Linked DNA regions of Homo sapiens: region 1 is linked to region 2. Evidence: chromatin loops called from intact Hi-C (ENCODE). Cell type or tissue: heart right ventricle. All regions are shown on one strand. Each heading gives the region's core, and the rest is flanking DNA. Links, peaks and the distances in the headings are about the cores only.

What was found. Hi-C counts contacts between places; a loop is a spot of excess contacts. Peaks named below come from ENCODE experiments on the same cell type or tissue, not always from the same donor. Only the 100,000 strongest peaks of a DNase experiment are listed, where the experiment ranks them.
Region 1: a loop joins it to region 2, with 2.2 times the contacts of the local background. A loop is called at or near these places in 4 of 110 quality-filtered maps.

What each region holds. Positions count from the first base shown.
Region 1 is chr1:33,516,252-33,526,696 of GRCh38, reverse strand. It overlaps CSMD2 (CUB and Sushi multiple domains 2), which reads left to right. Exons shown (of 71, transcript NM_001281956.2): 66 at 1,654-1,815; 67 at 3,278-3,390; 68 at 5,147-5,234; 69 at 6,747-6,885; 70 at 7,020-7,232; 71 at 10,127-10,445. The coding sequence ends at 7,179. Among named protein-coding and RNA genes, the nearest start is that of ZSCAN20, 49 kb to the right of the region's middle. RefSeq lists an enhancer at 6,572-7,108. In heart right ventricle, for the core only: no CTCF peak of the experiment used is centred there; no DNase peak of the experiment used is centred there.
Region 2 is chr1:33,567,083-33,577,398 of GRCh38, reverse strand. CSMD2 (CUB and Sushi multiple domains 2) reads left to right here. Exons shown (of 71, transcript NM_001281956.2): 49 at 1-103; 50 at 4,708-4,893; 51 at 5,673-5,867; 52 at 7,852-8,025; 53 at 9,558-9,806. Among named protein-coding and RNA genes, the nearest start is that of ZSCAN20, 100 kb to the right of the region's middle. RefSeq lists an enhancer at 3,071-3,240. In heart right ventricle, for the core only: a CTCF peak has its summit at 4,823 (motif pointing left); a DNase peak (open chromatin) is centred at 1,758; H3K27ac peaks cover 4,878 bases.

The sequences.
Region 1 (10,445 bases), core at 881-8,880, 52 kb after region 2:
TATGCAGGAAACGAGGCTAGATTTGGCATCAGAAACTCAATTTGAGTACCATTTTGGTCACTGACCAGCTGTGTCCTTGGACGAATGAGCTTCGCCTCTTAAGCTTCAGTAAAATAGAGATCATAATAATTGCCATAGAGAATGATTACAAGGATAAATGACAATTTTAGTAGCTATCACTGATTAGGTGCTTTTACACATGCAACATCATGTAACATACAATTTACAACATTAGTCATTTAACCCCTAGAATAACCCTGATAAGGTAGATGGGATGGCCACCATGTATAGGAATACAGGCATAGCCTATACAGGGAGAAAGTCAAGGCTTTTGCACATGATCAGACAACTGATAAGTGACAGAGCTAAGATTAGACTCTGGGTCTGTCTGACTTCATTTGCCCATGTTCCAATTCACCATGCTATACTGACATGTCAGTTTTCTCTCTCTTCTCCCCTCTTCCATTTCTCCATCTTTTAAACACCTTTCCTTTTCTCCTCCCTTCTTCTGTCACTCCTTTCTAGTTCCCTCTCTATATCTTTTTAAATATTTTAATTTTAATTGACAAATAATAAACATATTTATAGAGTACAATGTGATGTTATTCTATATGTATACATTATGGAATAAATAAATCAAGCTAATTAACATACCCATCATCTCACCTAATTATCATTTTTTTGTGATGAGAACATTTAAAATCTACTCTTTTGGCCGGGTGTGGTGGCTCACACCTGTAATCCCAGCGCTTTGGGAGGCCAAGGTGGGCGGATCACCTGAGGTCAGGAGTTCGAGACCAGCCTGACCAACATGGTGAAACCTCATCTCTACTAAAAATACAAAATTAGCCGGGCATGGTGGTGCATGCCTGTAATCCCAGCTACTTGGGAGGCTAAGGCAGGAGAATTGCTTGAACCTGGGAGGCAGAGGTTGCAGTGAGCCGAGATCACACCATTGCACTCCAGCCTGGGCAACAATAGCAAAACTCCATCTCAACGAAAAAACTACTCTTTCAGCAATTTTGAAATGTACAATACATTCTTATTAACTATAGTCACTATGCCATGCAGTAGATCACCAAAACTCATATCTCCAGTCTAATGGAAACTTTGTACCCTTTGACCATCTCCCCATCACCCTCCACTCTGCCCCAGCCTCTGTAACCATCATTCTACTCTCTACTCCAATGAGTTCAACTTTTTTAGATTCCATATATAAGTGAGATCATATGATATTTATCTTTGTGTGCCTGGCTTATTCCACTTAACATAATGTCCTCCAGTTCATACATGTTGCTGCAAATGAAAGAATTTCCTTCTTTTTAAAAGCTGTCTAGTATTCCATAGTGTATGTATATATACCCTTTTCTTTATTTGTTCATTCATTCACGGACACTTGGGTTGTTTCCCTATCTTGGACATTGTGAATGATGCTGCGATGAACATGGGAGTGGATATTTATCAGTTCCCTCTATCCATCCACTCTGAGACACAAGACGAGAAGAGGCCAGAGCATTCTACCACCTTCCTCACATGGTAGACATTGGGGAAAGGAAACAATCCCAGTGAGTGGGCTGGGATCAGTCATCAGGCTACCCCAATTCTGGCAGCACACACAAAGTCCCTCTCACATCTATTTCTCAATTCCTCTAGTTCCTGGGGATGTTTTTGCCAAGAATTCCCTGTGGAAAGGGGCCTATGAATACCAGGGGAAGAAGCAGCCAGCCATGCTCAGAGTGACTGGCTTCCAAGTTGCCAACAGCAAGGTCAATGCCACCATGATCGACCACAGTGGCGTGGAGCTGCACTTGGCTGGTAAGGAGCAGGCCCCTCTATGAAAGCCGGGAGGATGGATGGGCACACACCCTTGGCAAGGATGAGCCTAATGGCATTGCATCATACTGTCATGCAAGGCTCAGACTTGTCTGGTGGTCAGGGAAGAGGAAGTGTCTATTCATCTTTACATGATAAAGCACTGTGGACTAAAGGGAAATGTTTAAATGGCAAATATTAATAACCTGAATACATAAAGAACTCTTATGAACAAAGAGAAAAGACTGATATCCCTAAACTGAACCAAAAATAGGGGCAGAGACTTCCCAGGATCCCAAGTACAATCAGTCAACAAACAAAAGAAAAAATATTTTTCAGCAATCATCAAAAAAAAAGTAAACTCAAAATGTCATTTTCCACTTACACCATCAACTCAGAGTGTTTTTAAACAATAACACTTAGTGCAGGTCGGGTTCAGCCATGAACGCCAAATTCTAAAATGGTACCATTCTGGGAAAACAATTTGGCGATTTGTGTCAAGATCCTTGAAAATGATTGGACCCATTAATTACATTTCTAACAATTTTTATCATAAGAAGATACGGAGGGAGTCAAACATTTATGAATAAAGGCTGTTCCCATTACAAGGCCATTTGTAGTATATAAAAACTGGAACTAGAAAATTTCCCTAAAATAGAGAAATGGATATTTTAATGATAGTATATCTACTAGATGAAATATTATGCCAGTGTTGAGGGAAATGCATTCATTATAATGTATTTAAAATATGACTCCAGTGTTTTAAAGGAAAATATTACATTCATAAGAAAGAAAACAGGAATAATTTACAGTAACGTGGTTATTTCTTAGTAAGATCAGGAGAGATCATTTTTTCTTCATGCATCTCAGCATTTTCTAAAATTTTCCCAATTTTCAATCTTTCTATAATCAGAAAAAGTAAGTACCTTAGAAAATAAGTGTTTGTTGAATAGATGGATAGATAAGCAAATGTGTGAGTGAATGAACATATTAATGCACAACCCCACATAAAATCCTATCTACGCATTCATACGTGCACACACCTACGCAACTGCAGGATGACATTTGCTCATTTCACACATGATAATAGACATGTTCACATGCTCCCATGCCCAGGACCTCATGAACTATTGCACCCATTGAACTATCTATGCATTAGTGGACAGATTAAAAGACAAAATCATATTCTCACACATGCCTGTGTCAATAGCATCACAACCTCAACCCGGTAATCCAATTATTAACATACATATGCATATATTAATAATTCTTGCATATAACCACGTTCAGCCTACACAAACCCACACTCAACACTACACTTACGACTTAAAGGGATGTGGAGAATGTTTATATCAACATCTACACATGAAATTCCATCCAGAAACTTACACCCACAAACCCACAAATTTGAGTTTTGAAATTTTCCCATATCTTTCATGTGTAACACCTGAACTTTATTTCCCAGGAACTTACAAGAAAGAAGATTTTCATCTCCTACTCCAGGTGTACCAGATTACAGGGCCTGTGGAGATCTTTATGAATAAGTTCAAAGATGATCACTGGGCTTTAGATGGCCATGTAAGTTCAGCAAACTCACCTCCTCCCCTGACTCCCAGATCACTGGCAGGGAAGAGGAGGACAAAAGGGTGTGCAAACCCCTAGGATCAATCTGGCAACTTGGGAGGAGGTTTTCTGTGGGGCCCTGCCTAGGAGCAGCAAGAGGATCCTCATCTGCTAATGAAATAGGCAAAGGAAAAGATTTTAAAAGACAGAAGACTCAGAGTCCAGAGGTTCACCACATTCAAGAGAGTTGGAGTAAGTTCTGTTGTTTGAACAGAAAGCAAGGGATGGAGGTTGGGGGCAGAGGGAATTCAGGCTAGTTGAAGGTATTAATGTGGTGGGTGGGAGCTGGAAGAAGGCAGTGAGTCTCACATGACTACATTGAACTTCTCCTCACACTTGAGGATGCAGATTGTGAGTGATTAACACAGCTTGAGAGACCAGGACATGGCAGAGGGATAGGACTTTCTTGCATTCCCTTGTGGAAAAGACATTCTATTCTAGGGCTTTCTTGAGGTGGAAGCTGGATCTCCAGTGACACTTCTCTGGCCATACCTTCCTATTTCACACATAGTGGAGTTGAGCATAGCATCCCCTACCACGTCCTCCACTTCTCTGTCTTGGATTGCTGGAGCTAGAAGAGAAAGGATAGAATGAAGCGAGAGGTCATGGTAGACCAGAGTAGCAGAGAGCTAGGGAGTCACAGTGCATTCTCATGGACAGGACCAGCTGGTGGAGGACTGTGGCATAGTTGACTTTGCTTTATAAACACATCAGGAGAACCAAGTGGCTTCTCCAGGGGCTGGCACATACAGGTAGTTCCTTGGTAGGCCCAAGGGTATCTGTAGGTCCCCTTCATAATCCAAGTATGGGCCAGCTTCAATCATCGTGGCCCAAAAGCTGTGCAGGAACAATAGACTCCACCATCCAGGAGGGTCAAAGTTGGGACATGGAGCTAGCAGTGCAGGCCAGGGGAAGATGAGGATGGGGATCCAGAGGGCCAGGAACAGCTGGAGCTACTGCCTAGGACGCCAGACAAGCGTCGAGCCTTTTGATAGCCAGCAAGGTGTGTTTGCGGGGACAGCTGCGGAGGGCAGACAGAGGCTGCTCCTAGCCATGGAGCATAGGTTGGGAGTACCCAGGAGCACAGGCATCCTCACAGCATGCCCTCAGCCGCTGCGGCCCCAGACTGCACATTTGGGGGTCTGCATCTGTCACATGAGCATCAGTAGCAGGAGTTATGTCCCCAGCTACGCCCCCTAAAAAATTAATAGCTCTTAGAACTGTGACGAACTCTCCAATACCTTTAATCTGCAAGGGACATTTTCAGCATGGTTCTGTGTGTTCCATAATGCTCCAAAAGGCGGTTTTTCATCACAGTAATAACAGCTACCATGCATGTAAGGCCTATAAATTAAGTGTTCTGAAGTATTTCATCTTTATTAACTCATTTAATCCTTACAGCCACCCTATGACATAGGTACTGTTACTATTCTCATTTTGCACATGACAAACTGAGGCACAGAGAGATTAAGTGATTTGACCAGTAGAAAATAAAATCTTCCTCCTACCTCATACATGTAGCTGGTGCCCCTGCCCCACCCCGGGCTCCCCGGTCACACCCACCCTTGCCTAGGTGTGGGCAGAGAACAAACCCTGTGTGTCAGAGCAGCAGGTCAGTGGGTGACCTGCTGGGCAGCGTGTATGATGAGAGAGGAGTTCTAGATCCTTCCAGCAGCCTCCCACCTGCTCTCTGTGCTCCCCACCATCACAGGTCTCGTCAGAGTCCTCCGGAGCCACCTTCATCTACCAAGGCTCTGTCAAGGGCCAAGGCTTTGGGCAGTTCGGCTTTCAAAGACTGGGTAACTAGTGCTTGTCCCCCGGAAGTGTGGGCCCGGGTGGGTGGGAGAGAAACCGTGTGTGCCGTGGTCAGGTAGAGGACTGGGGAAGTTGAACAGTCTGAGGCGGGGGTGCTTTGGCCTCTTTGGGATCAGGGATGCCTCTTGAGATTCTGACAAAAGCCATGGAATATCTCTCCAAAAGCAAACACATGTGCATAACCCACTCAACCTTTGACAAAGTTTCCTGTTCAGACCTGGAGAGGAGAGCCCCCAACTCCAGGGACATTGGCTCTTAGATACAGCCCCCAGCCACACCCTCCAGCCAGCCCTGGGTGTCACCCCTGCCTCAACAAACAACGACACTGTGGAGTGTCTTAGAGCTCTCAGGGTGCCTTGACTGTGATGTCGTTTCTGCCCTAGCCCAGCCCTAGAAGACTGGTTTTGTGCCCATTTTACAGATAAGAAAACTGAGCATTAAGGCCACTTCCCTCCCTGGTCCTTCCCTGGCCTCTTTACCTAGCGTGCTTCCTGTCATCCATGTCAAACATCCACACCTTGGAGCCTTGTCCTGGCCCAGAGCCTCTGGGTGCCCAGCCTCAGACTCTGGTGGGGGGAGGGGTCTGGTTTCTCAGAAGCAGGGGAGGGGGAAACAGGAGGCAGCCGCAGGTGCGTGACAGCCTCTCTGTACCCCAGGCACTGACACCTCCCATCGCCGGGGCCCTTGCCTGCCAAGGCAGTCCACTCCATGTCCTCTGGCTCCAAGCTCCTGAAAGCTTCTCTGGACTGAGCCACGGTCTGCTCCCACCCTTTCCCACCCACACTGCTCCTCCCCCGGAGTTGTCCCAGCTCTGCCCTCATGAGCTGCATGGACTGAGACCACTGTCTTCCACACAGCACCCTTCACCTACTGCAAGATGGCCAGGCACGCTGCAAAGGCCTTAGAAAATCACAGTTTTTGTTCTGGCTCCACAGCAGACATCCTGTCCCCTCTCAGAGCCCCAGCCCCTCAGTTAGCAGGGTGCCTACTGGGGCCACAGTTTCTACTTGTGTTCTTCTGAGCCTTCCCAGTCTGCAGGGGAGGGTGAGGAAGGAGGAGAGGCAGCCTTTCAGAAGGAGATGCTTCAGCTTCAACCAGAACAGTTTCACCTTCATCTGTCTTATATTTTGTTGTGCCTGTAAGGTTTCATCTGATAAAAGGCTGCTACAGCCAAAAGAACTTTAGAGACTTCTAAAGGGCTGCACCCTTGTAAGAGTTTCTGTTGAGCCATGGTTTCAGGCTCCTCTGCGGATGGTCCTCTGGGTGCCATCTGAGCAGCACAAGGTAGATGCATGCAGGACCCTGCCCCCAAGGACTGAGTGTGCACGTGGAGGCAGGCGGGCAGCCCTGGGCACACCTGCCTCCCGTGCTGAGCAGGAGTGAGGAGCACCCTGAGTGGCAGCCCTGCTTCCCAAGAGTGTATAGTCGGGGAGGGTAGCCAACGGAGCCTCAGACTGTGTCTCGTGACTTGACTTTTCTGCTTTGGGACTTTACAGACCTCAGGCTGCTGGAGTCAGACCCCGAGTCCATTGGCCGCCACTTTGCTTCCAACAGCAGCTCAGTGGCAGCCGCGATCCTGGTGCCTTTCATCGCCCTCATTATTGCGGGCTTCGTGCTCTATCTCTACAAGCACAGGTACCGTGCAGGAAGGAGGCAGGGCGGGCATCAGGCAGGCCTCCCTCTCTCCCTCCAGGGCCCCCCGCACCAGACCCCTAAGCCTCTCTGTGTCGCTCTTTTCATGCCGTGGGCACTTCCTCTTTTATCGCCAGGAGAAGACCCAAAGTTCCTTTCAATGGCTATGCTGGCCACGAGAACACCAATGTTCGGGCCACATTTGAGAACCCAATGTACGACCGCAACATCCAGCCCACAGACATCATGGCCAGCGAGGCGGAGTTCACAGTCAGCACAGTGTGCACAGCAGTATAGCCACCCGGCCTGGCCGCCACCACCGCCACCGAGAGCCCCGCCTCCAGCAGCCGGTGAGCAGGGGTGTGGGAGGAAGACAGGCCATGACAAGCACAGACAGGGACCTATGCGTGCCAGGGGCTCCACCCAACGGAGTCGCACACACCACATAGACACACCCAGTAAGAGGAGAGCTGTGCATTGAGCATCATTGTGTAACAGGCACTGAACCAGGCCCTTTGTGGATCTAATATATTGAATCCCTGCACGCCCTGTGAGGTAGAAGCTTGTGGGAGCCCCATTACAGATGAGAAAACTGAGCTGCATAGAAACTAACTTGAGCAAGGTCACACAGCTCAGAAGGGGTGGGGTCGAAATCCAATCCCAGGCTGACTGGCTCCAGAAACTGCTCCTCACCCCTGGGCTTGGCAGAACATCGGCATGTACTAGTCTGTTTCTCTCTAGAGAAACAGAACCAACTGGATATATACATCCTCTGGGTCGAAGTCAAGCCCTGGAGATCTGTAGAGCTATACAGAGATGCACATATATCTGTGTATATAGGTATATTGTGTATATATATACATTCATACACTATAAACGCAATACATATACCCCATATCAAGATATATCCATACCTATCCATCTATATATAGATACGCATCTCCGTAGAGCTATATGTAAATGTTATATAGAGATAGAAATATAAATAAATATATATTTAGAGAGAGAGATTCATCTAAGGAATTGGCTGGCAAGGTGGAAATCTAAAGGGCAGGCCAGCAGGCTAGAAATTCCAGCAGGAGTTGATGCTGTCATCTTGAGTCCAAAAGCAGTCAGAGACGGAATTCCTTCCTCTTTGGAGCACCTCAGTCTTTTTCTTAAGGCCTTCAGCTGATTGAACGAGGCCCACACACATTATGGAGACTCAAAGTCTACTGATTTCAAAGTTAATTTTATCTAAAAAGATACCTTCACAGCAATATCCAGATTGGTGTTTGACCCATCAACTGAGCACCATAGCCTAGGCAGGTTTACTTACAAAATTCCCCACATTGAGCACAACAGAGGGGAGGAGCTCCCGGAAATATAGACAGGGGGCAGACACACCCACACGTGTACACGGTCATGCACACACACACACACACATACGCATACATGCACACAGGCATGCATCTGACAGGCCCACTGGGAAGGAACTGATGAATCTAAAAGGCACTGCCTCTTCCTCACTGTGTCCTCCTTCGATGACACCCTCACCTCTGGGACCTATGACCCTTCAGGAGTTGCCCCAACACGATGTCCAAGCTGCACCCCTCTGAGAACTGTCTTCTCCCACACATCCCGCTTTCTGGGGATAGGCAGGTGCCCCCTCTCAGGTCCTGTGCTGAAGGACTCTGGGGAGAAGAGTCACAGAGCCAGCCAGGTAGGGATTCCCAGTGAGGGCGGTGGAAAATCCGCCAAGTGGGCCACCAGCCAAACCCAGGGCTAGTGTTGCGCTCCCTCCCCACGCTCCTGTGCATGGCCGCTCACGTGGCAGATTCTCCCAGCCACACACAAATGGCAGTGCAGCGAGGAAACAGGCTTTTATGAGGGTGCCTGCAAAGGCCACCAACAGAGATGGTGGGGACAGTTCCTGCGGAGGGGGTTACAAGAGCAGCAAATGTCATTATCACTGCCCAGCCCCTGACGTGCTTTACTCCCTTTCTGCCTCACAACTCCTGGAGGATTTCACAGTTTCAGCCTGAGTCCCAGATGGTGAGTGAGTCAGGGACTCAGCAGATGCAGCTCCTGAATACAAACAATTTATGGAAAGAGCTTTTCCCCATCTTTTTACGTCTCTCCAAAACAAACATTTAAATAAGGGTTCCCCCTTATTCCAGTGGGATTGTTTTAGCATGCCAAAATTACTCCTCAAGTTTCATCTGTATGCCCAATCTTTATTTTTTCCTTCTCAGAACTCTTATCAATAGAAGGCAAAAGAGAAAAAGAAAAATCCCCTCTGATGATGTAAATCGGGGCTTGGAGATGATCAGTGATGAATCTGATTCACTGCATGAATTATTGAACAGTGTAAGAAAGAAACAAGAATGCCGCTGACCTCCACACAGTCACTCTTGCTCCACACCTGGGTTCTGCTGGGTTCCAGGTGCTGGTGTGCGCCATGCTGTCACCTCCGGGTCGGCTGGGGTTGGTGGCTCCACATCTGGCCAGCCCTCAGCATTGGCCCCTTGCCAGCAGGCTCTGAACCCACTGCCCAGCCCACAGGTCTCCAGCAGGGCCCCTCTGACCACTTCTGCCCACAGCTGGAGCATAAAGAAAGCAAGAGCCACCCTGAACAGACACACACACATTGCAAATGAGTGACTAGATGGTAATTTTTTTTTAAATAATGCCAAGGAGAAAAGCTGAAATTAAAATAAACACCCTACTAAGGAAGCAACGAGGCCTGTGCGGTCAGTGAGTAACAGGGCGGGGGAACAGGGCTGTGTGATGATGTTTGCCAACCCTTCCTCCATTAAAAAAAAGTATCAAAAATGAGATTTCACAACTGTGTCACTACAAAAATGAATATAATCCAGCCTGGATTCTTTATTACAGAGCCATTATTATCCTAGTCATTTTTTTTTTTTCATCTGATTTTGAAAGAAACTAAAATTAGAATGTTTTCCTGGGTTCCTAAAAGTATGGTGGCCCCCAAGCACTGGGCCTCCAGGTCTAATGGCGAAGTTGGCCCTGCAAGGGAAAAAGACAGAAAAATACATGTTCTGCTGCACGTATTCCCTACCTACCCCCATCCCCAACCTGGGAAGATTAAAAATCAAAGTGAAGATTGAGGTGACTCATCTCTTTCCCGCTTGTGCCTTCTTTTCTTTGCCGCTTTGCTTTTCCTCCTCTGCTCCCGGCCCCTCCCCTCCCACTGCCTCTTTTTTCTTTGCAAACTCAGGTGTGATCTGTTTGTTCCCAGTTCCCCAGGGGGCAGGAAGTAGGCTCCCCTGAGCACAGTGCCCAGTGCCCATCTTCGTTCGTCTCCTTGCCTGTGTCTGCTACTGCTGGGACTCAGGCCCTCGCCCTGCCGCCATCTATGCCAGTTACCCTGGAGAGGACTCCTGCCGTGTCCTGAAAAGGCAGAAAAGGAAGAGGGGCTGCAGACAGAGGAAGAAAGTTTATGGATTTAAAATAGCAAAGCAACTTGTGGATCTGTGTGTGTGTGTGTGTGTATGGGCCTGATCACACACAAACACACACACCTCTCCTTCATTCACGTCCTATGGAAGAGACCATAA
Region 2 (10,316 bases), core at 1-8,000:
GGCTGCAACGCCGGCTACCGCCTGGTGGGACACAGCATGGCCATCTGTACCCGGCACCCCCAGGGCTACCACCTGTGGAGCGAAGCCATCCCTCTCTGTCAAGGTGAGAAGCAGGTGGAAAGGGGGTCACAAGGTAGCTCGGATCCAACTCATATCTTGGGTTTGTCCCAGGACTAGTCACTTCCAAATGTGGGTTTCCTCTTTGATAATTATTTCATTCTTTCCACAAGCATTTACAAGATCTGTAGTGCGTAGCAATCTCAGTGTTTTGAGATCCATGGGGGAGATGGGTATGTGAGCACATCAATGCAAAGTGGCAGAGGAAGGAAGTGTCGTGTCAGGAGCATAATCAGTGTTGTGGGAGCCCAGAGGTGAGAAAGGATCTGCTTCCTCCTGGCCAGCTGGGGAGGGCTCCCAGCAGAGGGGATGCTTGGGTTCCGGCTCATAGAGCAAGTGGGTTGATCAAACACTTGAAATGTGTCAGTCAATTTGCATGCATTACCTTTTATGATTTATGATTTTATGATTTATGACAGTTTTTTCCCTTCAAGTAATATACATTCAAACTAAAAATCTGAAGAAGAAAAAAAAAAACGGTAGATAATGCAAAAGAAAAAAAGTGAAAATGAACAATAAACCTGAGATCACCACTGTTAACATTTCAGCACATTTCCTTTGGTCTTTTATGTATTGATTATAAAAATAGGATCATCCGTGTACAAAGCTCTTATAGATTTTGTTTCCCATAATGCTGTGCAACCACTGAAAATCATGGTGAGGAAGTATATTTAACTATATACTATTTTTTGAGACAGAGTCTCCCTCTGTCGCCCAGGCTGGAGTCCAGTGGCATGATCTCAGCTCACTGCAACCTCTGCCTCCTGGGTTCAAGCAATTCTCCTGTCTCAGCCTCCCGAGTAGCTGGGATTACAGTCACCCGCCACCATGCCTGGCTAATTTTTGTACTTTTAGTAGAGACAGGGTTTCACCATATTGGTCCGGCTGGTCTCAAACTGCTGACCTCAGGTGATCCGCCCACCTCGGTCTCCCAGAGTGCTGTGATTACAGGTGTGAGCCACCGCGCCTGGACTCTATTGTTAATATTATACTTCGTCACCATTATTTTCAATAGTTGCACAGCATTATGAGAAAATTGTCATTCATTTAAGTATCATTCTCTTGTTGGTCATTTGGATTTCTATATTCTTTGTGACGATAAACTTATAATTCCATCTTTATGAATATTACATATTTCCTTAAGGCAAATTCTCAGAAATGAGATTCTCGCATCATAACGTATGCGATTGACAGCTGTCGATACTGATTGCCTCCCAGAAAGTTTGTCCTCATGTATAGCAGCATGTGAGAACTGTCTTTTCTCCCACAGTCTCAACGTTAGGCACTGCATTTAAAAAAAGAAGAAAACATTGCCAACTACATAGACAAAAACAGGAAATCACATTGCTATTTGATTTTTCCTTTGGTTCCCAGTAGTGGTGAAGTACTTTTTAATGACATCTCTCATCTCTAATCCTCACAACCTTCTCGCCTGTGCCTGTGCTTTCTCAAAGAACAAAAACAATGTGCTATTAATAATCTACTCTACCCCTAAGCAAAGGTCACAGTGAACTGGCTGTCCACAAATGGCAAATGGCATTTGGCTTTGGTCTCTGCGTCTCTAACTGCATTAACAAGGACAAGTCTTTTTTCCGGAGCGCCAGTTGGAACCTACTAAGCCTCTCATTTCTGTTACCTTACATCACCACCCAAAATTAAGCCTCCACCAGACTTCAGTTGACCCATCCCCATACTACTGTGCATGTCTTCTCCCCACTGCACCCCTTGCCTCCCACTGATGCCCTTCCTCTAAGCCTCCCACTGTGTTCTCTGGAATCCTAGTTCCGTGGCCAGCAAGCGTACACCCTCAGTCCCTACCCAGCTGGCTGTCTTCACTTCCTCCCTCCATGGAGACCATGGCTGTCCTCTGAGAGCACGTATGCTGTGGCCCTTTCAAGTGGATTGTTAATCCCCCTCCACCCACCTCCTACTTCCCACAGAATTCTGGGCCAGGAAGGGCCTGGCATTATTCCACTTCTCTACTGCTGTTTCCAAACCATGACTTTTCCACTCTTCCTTTAGAGACTCTATGCCTCCTAATGCCTTCTCTCTCCTTCCCCAGCCCACTCTCTCACCTGTGTCTCTCTCCCTCAGAGATCTCATTCCACCACAAGCCTCAAATACTTTGTGATTGTATCCCCTCCTCCTCCTACCCACAGGAAGTGTCCCTCTTACCACCGGGTTTTGGGGACTGCATTTTGGCATGGAGATCATGAGACACAGGCTTTTAGTATCTCAGGCTGGAGTATTATCTTCTGTCCCCTTAGTTATCTACAAGAGCAAGGCCAGGCCAGGGCCTGTGAGAAGTGGCTGCCGCCCACTTCCTTCACTGCCCTCCCTGGATTGACTCTCCATGCAAGACACCAGTGGAGATCCAAGTATTTCTTCCCAAAGGATTTAAGGAAGCTGGGCAGGTAGTTGATGTAATATGACAGCTTAGCTAACCTAGTTCCACTGAAGGAGCTCATAGCCTTTCTGATTAGTCATTAAGAGTCTCATGTTTAAACACTCTCTTATTTCTCATTCCTTCTGTGTTCCTGATCCTCCTCTTCTGGAAAGTCCCACACTTAGATCCTTCTTCCATCTTGGTATTCCAACTTCTCTCCCTCTGAACAGTCTACCCTCCTCCATTCATAATGGAGCCCCAGCCTGATGCCTCTTATTGGTTCTGGAAATTCTTATAGCATCAAGCATCTTGTTAGGCAATCTCAATGGGACTCTGCCCAAGCTTATTCTGGCTCTAAGCGAAAAAGTTCTGAGCTCTAGACTAGTAGCCAGAGGGGATAGTGGATGGAGGCAGTAGTGGGTACTTTGACGGATTAATCTTTCCATCTGTAATACCCCCTGAGCTGTCAAAGAGCAAGGATGATTTATAAGTATTACTTTCTTTCAAAGACCAAACAGTCTACTCTTGCCTAAGTAATTCCTATTCCTCCTATAAACATAATGTCGACCCTACTCCTTATAAAATAATAATCCTGGCCATGTTGCTGCAAACATTTCTCTCCTGAGTTGTCCCTTTGAGATTCCTTTTCTTTGTATTCTTGAGTTAGTTCTGTCATTTTTCATATCTCATATATTGTCCTTTCCTGGTTTTCACCCTCTTTTTCATGGGGTATATCCTTAAGTAAATTCCTCAGAAAGGGTTCACAAGAGGTGCATTTTCTGAGACTTTACATGTCTGAAAGTGTCTATCTTTTTGCCCTCACACATGTTTGGTCAGTTGACTGGGTAAAATTCTAGTTTATAAATCATTTTCTTCAGAGGTTTAAAGCTTTGTTCCATTATCTTTGAACACTCACTGCTGATGGGAAGTCTTATGCCAGTTTGATTCTCGTTCCTTCACAGTTATGTCATTTTTTTTTCCCTCTTTCTAGTAATTTGGAGGAATGCCTGTGTGTCTCTGGACTTCTTAGATACACAAAATTCCGTGATGGTGAATCTAAGAGGGATTCTCTTTGCATTCCTTTGGCTCCCTTTCCATCTGAAGACTTGTGTCTCTCTTCAGCTCTGAGAAATTTTCATCTATGATAATTCCATCCCATCCACTTTTTGTGTTCTCTCTTTTTGGAGCTCTGAACAGTTGGATGCTGGACCTTCTGTATTGAGGATTGATCCGTGTTTTCTGTCATTTTCTCTCATTTTCGGTCTCTTTTTTTTCTATATTCTGAGAAATTTACTTTTCATCTCTAATCCTATAATGCTTATTTCGGCAATCATATTTTTCATTTCAAAGAGTTTGTCCTTGTTTTTTTTTTGTTTGTTTTTTTTTCCTTCAGAGCACACTGATTTTATTTTATGAGTACCGTATGTCACCTTGACTTTCTCAAGATACTACTGATCAGAAGTTTAAAGATTGTGTATCTTCTGTTTTCTAAATTAGCTCTGTTTCCTAAGGGGACATTTATTTTAAACTTTATCTTGGTTTGTCTTGTTCGCACTGCTGATTTTCTTCACATGTATAATGATCCTTGATCGTATTTTAAAAGTAAGGGCCAGGTTGATTTTTCCAGCTATGAGATGTGGATTACGTTTGTTATTTTTATATACAGATATCTTGGTCCACAAAGTCTCTCCTATCAGTGAGAGGTTGAGTTGAGTATGTGGCAGACCTGAGTAGGCAATGGGGCAGCCTTTAGGCCAAGAGACCATAAATCCTAGAATTAAAAGAGCTTTCCTCTGGGATGCCAACTCCCACCATAACAGCCCTAATTCATCCTAAGAGAGATCCCCCCTCAGTGGAAAAGAAAATTCTCTCTTTCGTTTGGAGAGTAGATACTTGAATGTGTCTACACTGTGTTTGTGGGAACAGATGGCGGAGAACTGGTTTCACCCTGAGGCTCCCTCCCATATATTTTGAGCTACAGCTTCTTTGCACTTCTATCTTTATTCCTTCTTCCAAACTTAAAAAAAAAAAGAAGAAAAAACTCTTCTGCTGATGATCCTCCCATTTTCTTTTTTATTATGATACTTTACCCTTTAATTAGTTTTTACTAATAAAAGGACCTTGGGAGGGGAGGAAGGATAAAAATAGTTTCTCAGAATACCATCTTAAAACAAATGCTCATGACATTGTTTTCCTTTTGCTAGCTCTTTCCTGTGGGCTTCCTGAGGCCCCCAAGAATGGAATGGTGTTTGGCAAGGAGTACACAGTGGGAACCAAGGCCATGTACAGCTGCAGTGAAGGCTACCACCTCCAGGCAGGCGCTGAGGCCACTGCAGAGTGTCTGGACACAGGCCTATGGAGCAACCGCAATGTCCCACCACAGTGTGTCCGTGAGTCCTCGGGCAATGGAGGCGGGTGTAAGGAAGGGCTAGGTAGGCAGCTGGAAAGATTCCTGCAAGGAGTGAGCTAAAAGCAAAGTAATGAGGGGGAAAAAAAAAAAAAAACATGGACATGGAGGTTGGAGGATTTCAGAAGAGGAGGCAGGTGCTGAAACTGCTCTCAGCATTGATAACCATTGTGCCCTAAGATGTTTCCACAAACCACCATGGAACTTAGGAATGGCCTGGTCCACTCCCTTTTAGATGGAAAACCTGTCAGAAAGTTTGCATGAATGTCCCTTGATTCCAAAGCTCTAAAAACAACAACTTTTAGGCCAGATCACAAAATGGCAACCTCCTCGACTATGTCCCATCCAAAGACAGAGGTTTTTGTTTTGTTTTGTTTTTTGGCCTACACGGTGCTTTATAACAAATTTTGAATTACTCCACAATCTTTTAAAATCAAGAAATTTTACATTAAAATCCAGATTTCTGTCTTCTCTTGAAAAATGAAAATCTAATCAAATGCAACTCAAACATTCAATAGTCAACCTTGACTGAGTACTATTTCCCTTTTTTAATTTTTAATTTTTTAGCAGAACTGTACTCCCCAGTTTGCCACATCCCCCACCCAACCCACCTGTTCATTTACCAAACCTGCCTGAGAACTGAAGATTCCTGGATTCTTCATTATTGCATTAAGGTCTCCAAGTCCCTAGATCTGGGCTCTTACAAGGTCTTCCAGAATTAATCAAGTAATTAATCCTCCTTTCTTTTCCTCATTTCCCCAGCTGTGACTTGTCCTGATGTCAGTAGCATCAGCGTGGAGCATGGCCGATGGAGGCTTATCTTTGAGACACAGTATCAGTTCCAGGCCCAGCTGATGCTCATCTGTGACCCTGGCTACTACTATACTGGCCAAAGGGTCATCCGCTGTCAGGCCAATGGCAAATGGAGCCTCGGGGACTCTACGCCCACCTGCCGAAGTAAGCCCAGGAAGGGAGGGTGGGCAAGTTTAGCAGGGTCCCTCCTACCTAAGCTGTCTCATGCATGGAGTGAACTGGGGTGGGGGAAAAAGGGGTATCACCAGGGATTGCAGTGTACTGCTTTTTAAACTCTCATCTAGTAGAATCAGGAGCTGGGAAAATGCCTACTCCTTTACTCCTTTAAGGAAGTATTTCTTAGCATCTTCTCATCTTATCAAAAGCTGCTTTTGTCCAGATGAGCATGCACTAATTCATTTCTTTAATATTCTTAGGCTCTTACTATATGCCAGACACTGTAGAGGTTTGAAGATAAAAGATTTTGGTTCCTGCCCACAAGGACTTTATAGTCTACTGGAGAGGCAGACACATAAAGAAGTGATGATAATGTGGTGCGATAAGACCTGAAATGGGAGTGTATATAGGAGGAATGAGGGTAGCACAGGCGACAGGTCACCTAAACCTGCCTGCCTTCTCCATTGTCAATTGTTTTTCTTTGGTTCTTTAATACACTTTCAAAGGTCGGAATCTCTGGGAAGACACTCTGAGACAGAGGCTTATTAGGGGGTGCTCTTGAGAACACCACCTACAGAAGGGAAAGGAGGGAAGGAAGCAGGACTGGGCAGAAGGAGAATTGAGCTCTGATGCAGTATCCATGAAAGCCTTAGCTCACCCCCCAGGGAGCTCTGGATGGCCCTTCAGAATTGTCACAAGTTGGAGCAAGGGAACTGTTATACTGCCACACTGACCAGCCACTGGATGCAGGCTGGCCTAGGAATGGGACATGACCTTCCTAGGTGGGAGGACTCCTCAACCACAGCAATCTGAAAAGGGCTGCCAGCCAAGGGTTGTTTTCCAGCAGCTGGGGAAATAAGTCCCTCGGTCCTAAAAGGGGCTCTGAGTAGCTCATCGCAGCATGCACTACGATAGGGATATGCTCATCATATTTATGTGACCAATGCAGATGTCACAGAGGAGGCAAGTGATTGTAAAGAGGTAGAAGGAAGTGGTCAGTGAGAAGTGGGAGTTTGAAACTGGGAAGGAGGAGAAATGGTGTCTTCCAATGCCTGTGATCCAGGTTGGGCATAGATCCCAGCATTTGAGAGGCTGAAGTGGGTGGATCACTTGAGGTCAGGAGTTCGAGACCAGCCTGGCCGACATGGTGAAACCCTGTCTCTACTAAAAAAAAAAAAAAAAAAAATTAGCCAGCATGGTGGTGCCCACCTGTAATCCCAGCTACTTGGGAGGCTGAGGCAAAAGAATTGTTTGAACCTAGGAGGCAGAGGTTGCAGGGAGCCAAGACTGTGCCACTGCACTCCAGCCTGGACGACTGTGCAAGACTCCGTCTCAAAAAAAAAAAAAAAAAAAGCCAATGTCCGTGATTCATGACACTGTTGTCTTTGCACACTGTGGTGCAGACTGCACAGTGGGATGTAACCACATATGTGGCAGAGTAGTCCCAAGCGTTTGGCAGCCTCACTACAATGCAGCCACTCACATTTCAGTGCAGCCTTGGCGATTAGGCCTCACCTCATACATCAGCCAGAGGCTCTCAGCAGTGCTCTGTTGACAAAGAGTGTGAGGCTGCTGGGCTCAGAAAAGAAGGGCAAGGAAATTGATTAGCAGTGTCTGCCCAGGGCACTCAGGAGCATACCACAGAATCGCCATCTCTTCCTAACCACAGTGCACATCTCAGCCACCTGAGGAGGATTAAAAAAATACACAGGCCAGGGCGCTATCTGCAAAGCTGGTGAGTCAGGCACCTGCAGTGGAGCCGGGCATTTTAAATAACCTTCAGGGGCTTCTGGAGACACCTCCAGTTGAGGTGCCACATCACACAAGTCAGCAACACAACCCATATTCTGGTCAGGAATTCCAGCAGAGTAAGGTTAAACAGGTCTTATTTTTGTCACAGTTCTTGCTAAGCAGAAGCAGCCATGTCCCTCCTCTTGGGGCTGGCTTACTGAGCATCTTGTGATCATTTTAGTCATCTCCTGTGGAGAGCTCCCGATTCCCCCCAATGGCCACCGCATCGGAACACTGTCTGTCTACGGGGCAACAGCCATCTTCTCCTGCAATTCCGGATACACACTGGTGGGCTCCAGGGTGCGTGAGTGCATGGCCAATGGGCTCTGGAGTGGCTCTGAAGTCCGCTGCCTTGGTAAGTGACCTCTGCAGGCCTATCCTGCCCAGTTTTTCTCCTTGAGATAGATTAGATCTTTCCAAAGCTGAGATCCAGTCTTTAAACAGTATCATTTCACCTATTGACATAAAATGCTTAATCCAAACACCAACTATTGGCCATCAGGCATGACTAAAACCCTGGAACAGCTTCTCCTGGGCCACCCAAAAGAAGGAGAAGAACCTCAGATCTAAAGAGACAAGCTTTTGAGGGGTTCTCATTCTGGTTAGAAAGACAATCCCTTCCTATTGGCCTTTGTATAATGAGTGAAGCCCCAGTCTCCATTTTTGGCAAATTTGCAGACGCATTCCTGTAACACACCTAAAATACCTTTTATATTATCTATTAGCAAATTTTACACACAACATATAGATCTATACATATATACTAAGCAAATTACAGAAACATAAAACAACCTGGCTTCCAAAGGACAAAGTTATCATTTCCTCCATGGCTAATCCACTCCCTGGTTCTATGGTTCTGTCTCCTCTCACACCTTTCTTGGACCCCTGGAGTCTAAAAGAGGGCCCCAGCCACATAAACCTAATAGGATAGATTGAATGGTCTGTCCTGGGGTGAACAGTGCTGTCTTGCCACTGTCTCAGGCCCATTAAGGACACAGTCACAGGTTATTTCCACAGAGAGCCAAAGGAAGCTGGTAGAAATGCCAGGAATATATTCTACCCAAATCCCATATAATAAAAAGAATTCACCTAGGTGCTACTCAAGGAGAAGGAAGGAAAGATGAATTTAGCCAAACCATCTGTTTTTACATAGTTGTTTCAACACAGCCAGGTTTTGACTGCCTTAATGTAGACAATGGTGCCCTCCATGCAGCAGATGCTCGGTGAAAAACAAGATGCCCAGGCTAGGTGTGGTGGCTCACGCCTGTAATCCCAGCACTTTGGGAAGCAAAGGCGGGTGGATCATTTGAGGCCAGGAGTTCGAGACCAGCCTGGCCAACATGGTGAAATCCATCTCTACTAAAAATACAAAAATTAGCTGGGTATGGTGGTGGATGCCTGTAGTCCCAGCTACTTGGGAGGCTAAGGCAGGAGAATCCCTTGAACCTAGGAGGTGGACATTGCAGTGAGCCAAGATCGTGCCACTGCAGTCCAGCCTGGCAGACAGAGCAAGATCTTGTCTCAAAAAAAAAAAAAAAAGATGCTCCTGAGTTTGAGTTTTTGGGGGCGTTTCTTGTTTGTTTGTTTGTTTTTTTATAGAAGGCTTTTTTGTATCTGGTTGGTAAGAAAAAGTGGGGGATGATCCTGGGGACAGTGAGGTAACTGATCATTTTGCACACATCTGTGTAGAGACACAGAAACTGAAGCTCAGAAGTGAGTGGCCATTTGGGGTACAACCTTGGGATTTGGGGTGCCAAGTCCTCAACACTATTTTTGTCATGCTGAGGGTTCCTGAAGTCACTCCTAGATTGCTACTCTCAGGGAGAGGTGGGAAAAGTAATGAGTTGTGGGATAGTTGGTCCTTTTCCCCACCATCCCTGTCTCTAGCCACTCAGACCAAGCTCCACTCCATTTTCTATAAGCTCCTCTTCGATGTACTCTCTTCCCCATCCCTCACCAAAGCTGGACACTGTGGGACTCCTGAGCCCATTGTCAACGGACACATCAATGGGGAGAACTACAGCTACCGGGGCAGTGTGGTGTACCAATGCAATGCTGGCTTCCGCCTGATCGGCATGTCTGTGCGCATCTGCCAGCAGGATCATCACTGGTCGGGCAAGACCCCTTTCTGTGTGCGTAAGTATGTCATCCACTCTCCCTAGTCATGGGGCTCAGATTCAACATGGACTTTCTCCCTGTCTCTTAATTAGATTAGCTAGAGGTTTGTTTTAAATATATATATATATATATGATTGCTATTTTTTTTTTCAAAACTGAAAGCATTGTTGATCTAATGTTTTCAGTTCTCTGCATCATTAATCACTGTTTTCACCTTTATTATTTCCTTCCTTGTGATTTCTTTTGGTTTACATTTTTGTTCATTTTCTAGCTTTTGAGTAGGAATTTAATTCATTTATTTTCATTCTTTCATTTCTATTGAGTTTTATTGCTATAAGTGCTTAAGACTATGAAATTTCCTCTGATCACTGCTTTAATTGTATCCTATAGAGTCTAATAATAAATGTTTATTATTTATTAGAAATTCTGTAATTTTGGTATTGATTTCCCCTTTTACATAGAAAATTTTTAATAGAAGGATTTGTTTCTAGGTGGAAGGCCCTTTTTTTTCATTGTGTTATTCATTTC